Linked DNA regions of Homo sapiens: region 2 is linked to region 1. Evidence: read pairs that join two places in POLR2A ChIA-PET (ENCODE). Cell type or tissue: PC-9. All regions are shown on one strand. Links, peaks and the distances in the headings refer to the core of each region. The heading gives the core; the rest is flanking DNA.

Region 1 (5,384 bases), core at 91-5,090:
GGGAGGAGATGGGATGCAGTTCAGCTCTCTTTGGTGGGTCCAGTCTTAGGTTGATAAGGGTATATCAGAGGAGAGCCTTTTGCAGCATCTGCTGACCTTCAAGAGTCTTAAATTTAAAATATCAGCATGTCAGAGTGCCTCAGAAATTCCCTGGGCTCCTTCACTATAGTTTACTGTTTCATATAATATTGTAATGAGCTCTTATGTACATGTTTGTGCACTTGTGGGAATTTATCTGTGAGATAAATTTCTAGTAGTGGAATTGCCTGATCACAGGATATATTTACCTAAAATCTTGGTAGATATTGCCAATTGCCTTCCAATTTATTACCCCCAACCCCCAGCTCCTGCCAGTACTGAGTACGTGTTTGCCCTTTGTTCACCAACCTGTATGGTTTCTCACTTTTTGATCTTCATCATTCCAATTATTAACAATGGTAGCCTATTTCCATTTTAATGTACAATTCTTTAATCACAAACAAGATAGAACAGTTTTCACATATTTATTAGCCATTTTTTAAGTGTTTTTGTTCTTTGCTTTCTATTAGGTTATTATTATTTTTCTTAATTTTAAAAATTCTTTGTATACCATGAAAATTATATACTAAGAAATACTTTTTTATGCTAAGGTATATTTTAATACTTACATACTGAGATACTAAGGACTATTTAGTTGCAAGTGTTTTTTTCAGTCCATCAATGAGAGATTATTCAATTACAAGAGATAGAACTCAACTCATTTAAACAACAAATGAGCCTAGTGTGGTGGCTCACTCCTGTAATCTCAGCACTTTGGGAGGCAAGGCAAGAAGATCACTTGAGTCCAGCAGTTCAAGACCAGCCTGGGCAACATAGTGAGACCTCTGCATCCACAAAAAAATGTTTTTTTTGTTTGTGCTTTGTTTTTGTTTTTTGAGACGGAGTTTCACTCTTGTTGCCCAGGCTGGAGTGCAATGGCATGATCTTGGCTCAGGCTCACTGCAACCTCTGCCTCCCAGGTTCAAGCGATTCTCCTGGCTCAGCCTCCCCAGTAGTTGGGATTACAGGCACCTGCCACCATGGCCGGCTAATTTTGTATTTTCAGTAGAGACAGGGTTTCACCATATTGGTCAGGCTGGTCTCGAACTCCTCACCTCAGAAGATCCACCTGCCTTGGCCTCCCAAAGTGCTGGGATTACAGGCATGAGCCACTGCACCAGGCCTAAAAATGGTTTTAAATTAGTCAGGCATGGTGGCATGTGCCTGTAGTCCCAGCTACTTGGTAGGCTGAGGTGGGAGGATTGTTTGAGCCCAGGAAGCTGAGGCTGCAGTGAGCTGTATTCCTGCCACTGCCAGGCGGGCAACAGAGCAAGACCTTGTGTCAAAAATAAATAAATAATAAAGGACATTTATTGGCTCACAAAATTAAAAAGTGATTACAATGTTAGGTGAGACCTGATCTAGCAACTGAAAGATCTCATTTCTTTATTTCCCTGTCTTCTGCTTTCCACATGGTTGGCTTCATCCATCAGCTCCAGCAACTGCAAGACCTCACTCTCACTCTATGCTTTCCAGAGAGGGAGAGAGAGAGATTCTCTCTTCTGGGGGCTCCTGCCAAAGTCCTGGGATTTTTTCTTTCTTTATCTCTGTCTCTGCCTCTCTGTCTCTGTTTCTCTCTCTCTCTCTCTCTCTCTCACACACACACACACACACACACACACACACACACACACACTGACATGATCATATGCCCATCCCTGATCTAATCAGTTTGCTCAAGGGGGGACATGCTAATTCGTTTAAGTCAATTAGAATCCGCCCCCTACCCAAAGTATATAAATGAGAATAGGGAATTAAAAATTCCCCCAAGAAAGATGAGCTTCTGTGAATAACTTCAGGATCAGGGGGTTATGAACATCCGTTTTATAAGAGGAGACCAGTACAGCCTCAGAGTCCCTTATGAGTTTACCAAGTCATAGATTTCCTTAAGGCCTGCCTGAGCTTTTGGACTCAATTCCAGCAAATGGAATTCTGTGGCTTGAAAAGGCAAGTCCTCGTAACTGCACACAATAGAGAAAAGAGCTACTGATGCCAGCAGGAAAGATGAAATGCTAGCCCTAATTTTTAAAATTTTCATTAAATTTGGAGGCTAAAATATTTACAAAAATGCGATCCTGTTTTATATTTAGTAACCATAACAGTTTCCTTGTGAGGTTGTCTGTAAAAAGTCCTTTTCCAAGATTATCTGGCTTTCAAAGTTTGATATAATTTCTGCAAAATAAGATTCTAATCTCTAAAAACCTTGAATGCCGACTGGTAGTCATGGATAACTCTATTCAAACTGAGATTCGTAATTTTAGAAGTATAAACTACCATTCTGTTCTTTGTTAAGCACAATCGTCTTAGAACACCCTCCTTCTCTCTTTTCCTTTTGTGCATAAAGGTAAGTAAATAGATGGCTGGCTGATTCATCTTGAAACAACGTGTTCCAGGAAGTTTATTCCAACAGCCAATTTATCTTTCAGCTTTATGTTAATGTTTTCAGAGCAGGCTGTGTGTGTGTGTGTGTGTGTGTGTGTGTGTGTGTGTGTGTGTGTGTGTGTTTAAATTTACCAGTACTCCAGTGCTCCCAAAACAACGTCTCAAATTGGCTAAGCAGTGTGGGTTTCCTTTGGGAAATCACATGGTACTGAGCAGGAAAATGGTGGACATTCGTGGGCCTTTTTGACTCTCCACCTCCTTTTAAGAAAGCCAAAGAGTCCAGTCTTTCCACCCAAGCCTTCCTCTTCCCACCTCCCTTGAAGCTAGAGTACAAGGATGTGATCTGGGCTTAACCAGTCAGACACGCTAGCCCCAGAGTTTTGAATTGGTGGCTGCTGATCCAAAGCAGTATGAGAAATGAAGTCAGAGTGGCTACAGCAATAACTGGTTTCCGGGAGCAGCAGATGCTGCACAAAATGTGACGGCCATGTCCTCACTGGCAAGATTTTGGCTGTGGACCTGCAGCTGCCTGACCCTTTCTCCTGCCTGCTTCTCAAGATTTCCCCATGTTTCTGTGAACCAGGTGCTTTTCAGTCAGTTCCTTTTTGGTTTAACCAGAGTTGGTTTCTGATGCTAAGAATGTTGACAGTTACAAGAAATAAGGAGAATATCCCTACCCTAGACTCTGGGTCCCATTTTGCCACCTGAGCACCAGGAGTCCTTTGTGAAGACAGTCCCTCTGGTTCTGGTCATGTTTGCTGTGATGTCCCCTCCCCTCTTCTCCTCCTTCCCTCTTTCCTTTCTTCCCTCTTCCTCTCCTCCTTCTCTCCTCTCTGAGGGACCAGCATCAGAGACATTCACCACACACTCCCACCATCCCTCACTGGCTCAACATCCTCCACAAACCTTCCCTGAGAAGAGCCTACACCCCATACAACACAGCCTCCATCAGCAGAGCCCTGGGGCCACCCATTCCACTGGTTCATCCATCATGCCCAGACTGACCGCCAGGCAAGGACACAAGTTGTGCCTAGTTTGCAACCCTCCAAATACTGAGAAATGAGTTACTTTGGGAAATGCTTTGTCCTTTTTCTGAAAAGATCCTTCCAGGTTATCTTTGGCAGGGCTAAATTATTCCAGCTGAGCCTGACACCTGCTTCCTGAAGGCTCAGACCCTGCCGCTTTCCTCCCTCCCTCTCTCCCTCCCTCAACACTCCCTCCCTTCCTTTTCATAAGTATTCACTGAGCACCTCCTAGGAATGAGACAAGATGACGAGTCTCAACTCAACCCTCTGTCACTGAAGTCTCACTCCAGTAAGGCGCATTTACTCCAGTATGTCCTGTAACCCACAATGAGTCACTGCATTCAGTGCAGTCTAGGCTATTCCTTCTATTGTAGGTAACAGGAGTCTCTTCTCTTTCCACTGCAAAGGATGTGCCTTCAGATCATCTGAATCATAAAAAAGGTGACATTTCTACTTTTTTCAAAAATAAATAAAAGAGCCCTCCTAAGCAGGAACCCCTCAGTTATGTCACAAGAGCCTTCCAGTAACAACTTCTCTCTGTCATAGCCAATGGCTTAAAGGCACCCAAAGTCCCAGTAAGGTTTTCCCAGACTCTAGTTCCTGGGAAGCTTTACTTGGAAGACAGTTGCAGATAAACGCCAAGCAACCAAGCTGATGGGGAAGAAACCCACTGCCTGGGTCACGCTCAGTCCTTCAGGGTTTCCAGGGACCAAAGATTATGCACAAGAACAGCCCAGTCATATCTACTACCAGTCACTTCCAATAACCAACTTTGCATAAATGTCAATATGTGTCTGCTGACATATATACAACATGCACCCATATGCACATCTTTATAATAGTTTCATTATAATGACATACTTTCAAAAAGTTATTGGCATACATAAACATATGCCCATCTCCAATTAAAATAAACATATACTTAAGCTGTTTTTAGTTTCTGCTTCATAAGTTATAAATAGGCTAAACCATTTACAAAATAATAAAATCCAGCACTAATCTTTCTGTCTGCCGAAGACCATTTTCTGTGATCCTTACCTGAGCACATTTTTCAAGGCCACAGGACTGGGGGGTCAGATTTTCTGCATCTCCAGGTGCCTGGGTCATGCTGGTTTATAATCCTTCTGGCAGCTGGGCACAGTGGTGCATGCCTGTAATCCTGGCACCTTGGGAGGCCAAAGCAGGTGGATCACTTTAGGCCAGGAGTTTGAGACCAGCCTGGCCAACATGGTGAAACCCCACCTCTACTAAAAATGCAGAAATTAGCTGGGCATGATGGTGCACACCTGCAATCCCAGCTACTGGGATGCTGGGGCAGAAGAATCTCTTGAACCTGGGAGGCGGAGGTTACAGTGAGCCAATTTGTGACACTGCGCTGCAGCCTGGGCAACGGAATGAGACTCTGTCGAAAAAAAAAAAAAAAGGCTTCTGGCAGAAATTTAGTCAGGACCTGGGAAGGATTATTTCAAATTAGGTCCATCAAGAGGAAAAGGGGGAAGGAATTCCCAAGTGACACCACCCCTCCCGCCCCACGACAGTTTGAGGATGCCTCTGTCTTCACCTGTTTTGTGCAGATCTGGGTTCATTGTCTCCTAGTCACAAGCTTCCCCACAGCTTCTAGAAGGGTCCATTTTGGAAACTACAGGGGGCTCTGAGGTTTGGCTTTTTGAAGTTCTGAGAGAGGTATCTGCTCCAGCTCAGGAGGTCCCTACGTACCTGCCAGGTAAATGCAAGTTTACCTGGGAGAGAGTCAAGCCTGCTCTTGAGTCCTAGGGCTTAAAGTCTCAGCAGCTTACACAGAAAACTGTGTTCCTCAGCCCACTCGCTGAGCAGGACTTGAAGTCCTTGGCAATGCTCTAATGGCAGTCCCTTAGGAAAATAATTTGTCATCAATTTAAA
Region 2 (5,384 bases), core at 230-5,229, 510 kb after region 1:
GATTTATTTCTGTGTGGTTCTAGTTTCCATTCAAATAAAATAAATTAACATTTACTAATAAGCAGAATAAAACAGTCATAGAAGTGAGTTGATAAACAAGGTCCTAATCAATTATTAGTATGTTCCTTACTAATACATTCTTCTAAATATGAACAAGGACTAAAAAAAATGTTTATCACTTCTATCCAAAAAAGCCTTAAAGAGTCAGAAAATGACCCAATTAAAAATTTAAGGACTTTATTCAAACCCATTCTGCAAATCTGGAAGCTGAGAAATCATTTAATAAAAGGGTACTGAGCTTGTTCTTAGAATCCCTTAGAGGCCTATCGTAACAATTTACAATGAGATGAAGGCAGGCTGAAAAATCAATAAGGGTAAAGAAATTGAGATGTGCAAATTAGCAACTTTTCACTTAGTATAAAAATTATGAATAACAAATCTCTACCTAAATTACCAACAGCTTATTATATATTATTGGCTTTTCCAAGTACTAATAAAGCTTGAGAAAATATAATCGTCTGTTGAGACAAGAAAGGGTTTACCAAAAAAAGGCAATCAGGCATGTGGTTAGTCAAAAATTCTCCTACAGCTACACATCCACATAATTTCTACCCATTAACTATTTACAGAATCTCTAATGCTCAGGCCACACGCTTACTCTAGAGAGTAGAAAAAAGTAAGTACCATAAAAACAAAACACCAATGCCAAATTGCCTTGTTTACAAATACTAAATATATATTATCTAGAAGGACTTTTACATCATCATCTTAGCAAATATGGTACATACAGAAAAAAAGATTTGTAAAATCTTTGGATGACTTCATACATGTGAAAACAGTAAAGACATCTCTTAACTCCATAAAATCAGTCCCTTTAAACAAAATTCTCCTTTTTGTTCTCACAAAACTCTTTTCCTATAGTAAACATATCTTGATTTCTCTTATGTTTTCTAAACATCCTCTTAAAATCCATTTGAAATAGAAAAATGTCCAAAAAAAACACATTTTGAAAGATGCCAAATCACTTCAAATCAAAAAATATATATTAAAAATTTTAAATTGAGTACCATCCACACAAACTTTTCTATTAAAGATAGAAATAATGATTTCTGGCATAATAAAACTAAATACTACCTTTTTAAAAAAACCATTAAATCATGCATGAACAAGATTTTCTTTTACAAATGGCATATGCTCCACATGCCGCTTCACATGGCAAGGCTTTGCGTGCCTGGCTCAGTGCCAGTTGACAACTCAGCTGGATATCAATGCACATTCTGACCCCCCCTGTAGCATGTCACTTCTGAACTGTTTCACAAGTGGAAAGTTTATTCAGCATCTCCTTCAAATGCAGTCCACTGCCCATCATTCTGCTATTTAATCATAAGACAAGTTATTTTTTTTGACAGTACTAAAGCCAGAGTGAGAGTCTTAATGAATAGTTTGCTACAACTGGAATTTTAACTGTTTTAGACTCAATTAATTCTTTTGTCAAAATAAATAACTGCTCTTAGCACTTAAATTTTATGTTGGGTCACAAGGGCAATTTAGTTTGTATAAAAGCAAATAAAACCATTTTGGCTCTGTCTCCTGATGCTCTTTTACACATTATTTTAAAACACCACTATGAGTTCAATTAAACTCATAGAACAGAAGAACAGCTCTAAGAGGTCAATGATTCAAAGCAAAACAATTCTTAAATATGATGCTTTAATCATCAGGTAGGAATAAATAAATGCTATAAGAAAAGCCATCAACCTAAAGAATCCATTCAAACCTAATTTGGATTAAAACTTTGAAAAGATGTTACAAGAAGAAAAGCAACTTACTGAACGGTAATCTTTGATCACCACAAATGTTTTGTGGACTGAGGAAAAGTACAAAATATGTGAAATATTTAATTAATAATCCCTGTTGCTTCGGAATCAATCCTAAATCTCAGGCCATCAACAGGACAAGTTTTTAACATTAGTTAAAAACTGCCCTCAAAACTCAAATAGAAAGTCTGGGCTATTCAAATCAAGCATATTTCTGCTTCTAATCAGAGCTAAACACAAACACTCTCAGACATACACTAAAAGTTTAATAAAAGGAATGATGATAATGAAGGGGTGTGTGCATGTGTGCATGAGCAAGGAAAGAGTTGTGACTCATAACAATGGAAATCAATTACTACATTTTCAAGCTTGCTCCTGGGCCTGTGGAATGCAACACAGTCACATTCCCAGATGCCTGGGATGATAGGCCAGGCAAGCTAACACAAAAAAGAGAATCACACTCCAGTTTGTGGTGATATGCACAGGGTATAGAGGCTCAAATTCTAATTTGGATACTCTTTTTGAACTAGATGCTCTTTTTGAACCTAGGTTGTATCATTTATAAAAGGTAAATGATAACAAATATAGCATTTGCTTTCTCTCTCTCTCCACATAGCCTTATACAATTTTTTTCTTTTGCTAAACCATTTGAAAGTTGCAGACATCAATGACACTTCACTTCAGGAGTATGTGTTTTAAAAAAGGACTTGCTGAATCAATTTCCTCAATTCAGCAGTTTCAAACCTCATGAGAGACTCCTGGCGCAATGCTTCTAAACTATATTATGTATGAGAATCACCTGGAGAACTTGTTAAACCACAGACTACTGGGCTCCACTCCCACAGTGTTCTATTCAGAAGGTCTAGGGTGGAGCTCAAATATTTGCATTTTTAACAAATTCCCAGGTGATGCCACTGGTCCTGGAATCACATTTTGAGAAATACAGCCCTAGTAGACTCTGTGGCCACTGGTAGATATTTAATTAGTCTAGACAGTGCTTCTCCAATTATACTGTGCATACAAAGCCCAGAGCATCTTGGGATCTTATTAAAATACGGATTCTGATTCAGTAGGACTGGGATAGGATTTGAGATTCTCCATTTATAACAAGCATTCATGTAGTGTGATGCTATAGGTTCTCAACAATGGCTGCTAGTTACAATCAGCTGAGGAGTTTTAAAATATAGTGGTATCCACCCTGGACCAATGAAATCAATTTCTTGGCTGGGCATGGTGGCTCATGCCTGTAATCCCAGCACTGTGAAAGGCCGAGGCAGGCAGATCACCTGAGGTCAGGAGTCCAACGCCAGCCTGGCCAACATGGTGAAAACCCATCTCTACTAAAAATACAAAAATTAGCTGGGCATGGTGGAGGACCCCTGTAATCCCAGCTACTTGGGAGGCTGAGGCAGGACAATCACTTGAACCCAGGAGGCGGAGGTTGCAGTGAGCCAAGATCATGTCACTACACTCCAGCTTGGGTGACAGGGCAAGACTCTGTCTCAAAAAAAAAAAAAACAAAAAGAAAGAAAGAAAAGAAATCAATTTCTGTACATAAAAAAAGAAAAATGCAAAGAAAAAAATGTCCAAAAATAATTCTTGTATGTACCTGATACGGTTTGGATGTCTGTACCCTCCAAATCGCATGTGGAAATGCGATTCCCACGTGGGAGGTGGGGCCTAATGGGAGATGACTGGATCATGCAGGAGGATCTTTCATGAATGGCTTAGCATCATCCCCTTGGTAATAAGTGTGTTCTCGCTAAGTTATTTCACACAAGATCTGGTTGTTTAAGAGTGTCTGGGACCTCCCCCATCTGTCTCATGTTCCCACTATTGCCATGTGACATGGTGGCTCTCTGTTGCCTTCCACTATGATTTTAAGTTTCCTAAGGTCTCACCAGAAGCACATGCCAGCACCATGCTTCCTATAAAGCCTGTAGAACCATGCGCCAAGTTAAATATCTTTTCTTTATAAATGACCTAGCCTCAGATTATTTCTTTTTAGCAACACTAGAATGGACGAATACAGTACCCAAGGCTTGAAAACTATGAGAAAAATTTAGAAACTATAGTCTTAAATCAAAGAAATAGGTTTTTAACCACAGATTTCAGTCACTGTGAAACATTCCAAAATTTTATCTAGTTCTCCACAGAATCTTAGTACTGAAATATAATCTCCTCTTACATACACATTTTGACAGTGTCCCCATACTCATAAGGTTGAGTCATGTTTTCATCTTCCATGATCCTGATAAAGCCCTTGTTTCTACTTTCAATTATAGTACTTATGTCTATAAGCATTCTCCATGTTAGTTGCAACCATATCCTTTCAGTTACTCATGCCAAAACCCTTAAAATGATTCTTCCCAACTCCTTTTTAAACAGATTTTCTGAGGTATAATTAACATATGATAAACTACATCTACTTAAATTGTACAGTTTAATGAATTTTGACATTTGTGAGTCTACTACCACAAGATAACATATATAATTATCACCTCATGCTCCTTTGTAACCCATTCCACCCTTCCCAAGGCAATCACTGATCTGCTTTCTGTCACTATAAATTAGTGTACATTTTCTAGAAAGTTATATAAATAGAATCATATAGTATGGGCTGGGCACGGTGGCTCCACCTGTAATCCCAGCACTTTGGGAGGCCGAGGCGGGTGGATCACGAGGTCAGGAGTTCAAGACCACCCTGGCCTATGGTGAAACCCTGTCTCCACTAAAAATACAAAAACTAACTGGGCATAGTGGTGCGTGCCTGTAGTTCTAGCTGCTTGGGAGGCTGAAGCAGGAGAATCACTTGAACCTGGGAGGTGGAGGTTGCAGTGAGCCAAGATCGCGCCACTGCACTCCAGCCTGGGTGACAGAGCGAGACTCTTGTCACAAAAAAAAAAAAAAAAAAAAAGAATCATATAATATGTATTCTTATTTTGGTCTGGCTTCTTTTACTCAGCAAAATTACTTTGAGATTCATCCATGTAATTGCATGTATCAGTAGTTTATTAATTTTTATTGTTGAGTAGTACTTCACTGCATGGAAATACTACAATTTGTTTATCCGTTCATCTGTTAATGGACATTTGGGTTGTTTACAGTTTGGAGCTACTACAAATAAAACTGCCATGAACATTCATATGCAAGTCTTTGCACATATATTTCCTTTTCTCTTGGGTAAATGCCTAGGGGTAGAACAACTGGATCATATGGTAAGTGTACGCTTAAATTTCTAAGAAGCTGCCAAGGTATTTTCCAGAGTGGTTGCACCATTTTATATTTTCACCAGCAGTCTTTGTGAGTTTCAGTTCTTCCACAACCTTGATAGCATTTGGTATACTCAGTCTTTTTTTCTTTTTCCCAGATGGAGTCTCGCCCTGTCACCCAGGCTGGAGTGCTGTGGTACAATCTCAGCTCACAGCAACCTCTCTGCCTCCTGGGCTCAAGCCATACTCCCCTCTCAGCCTCCCAAGTAGCTAAGACTACAGGTGCACAACACCACGCCTAATTTTTGTATTTTTTTGTAGATACAGAGTTTCATCATGTTGCCCAGGCTGGTCT

What was found. Peaks named below come from ENCODE experiments on the same cell type or tissue, not always from the same donor. Only the 100,000 strongest peaks of a DNase experiment are listed, where the experiment ranks them.
Region 2: POLR2A ChIA-PET joins it to region 1 with 11 read pairs; 2 of 35 experiments call an interaction of 5 or more read pairs at or near these places.

Annotation. Positions count from the first base shown.
Region 1 is chr5:73,538,778-73,544,161 of GRCh38, reverse strand. No RefSeq gene overlaps it. Among named protein-coding and RNA genes, the nearest start is that of ANKRA2, 24 kb to the left of the region's middle. In PC-9, for the core only: no CTCF peak of the experiment used is centred there; DNase peaks (open chromatin) are centred at 2,441 and 3,751; H3K4me3 peaks cover 557 bases; H3K27ac peaks cover 3,275 bases.
Region 2 is chr5:73,027,997-73,033,380 of GRCh38, reverse strand. The region is part of intron 8 of FCHO2 (FCH and mu domain containing endocytic adaptor 2); the gene reads right to left. Among named protein-coding and RNA genes, the nearest start is that of FCHO2, 75 kb to the right of the region's middle. In PC-9, for the core only: no CTCF peak of the experiment used is centred there; DNase peaks (open chromatin) are centred at 2,180 and 2,720; H3K27ac peaks cover 2,914 bases.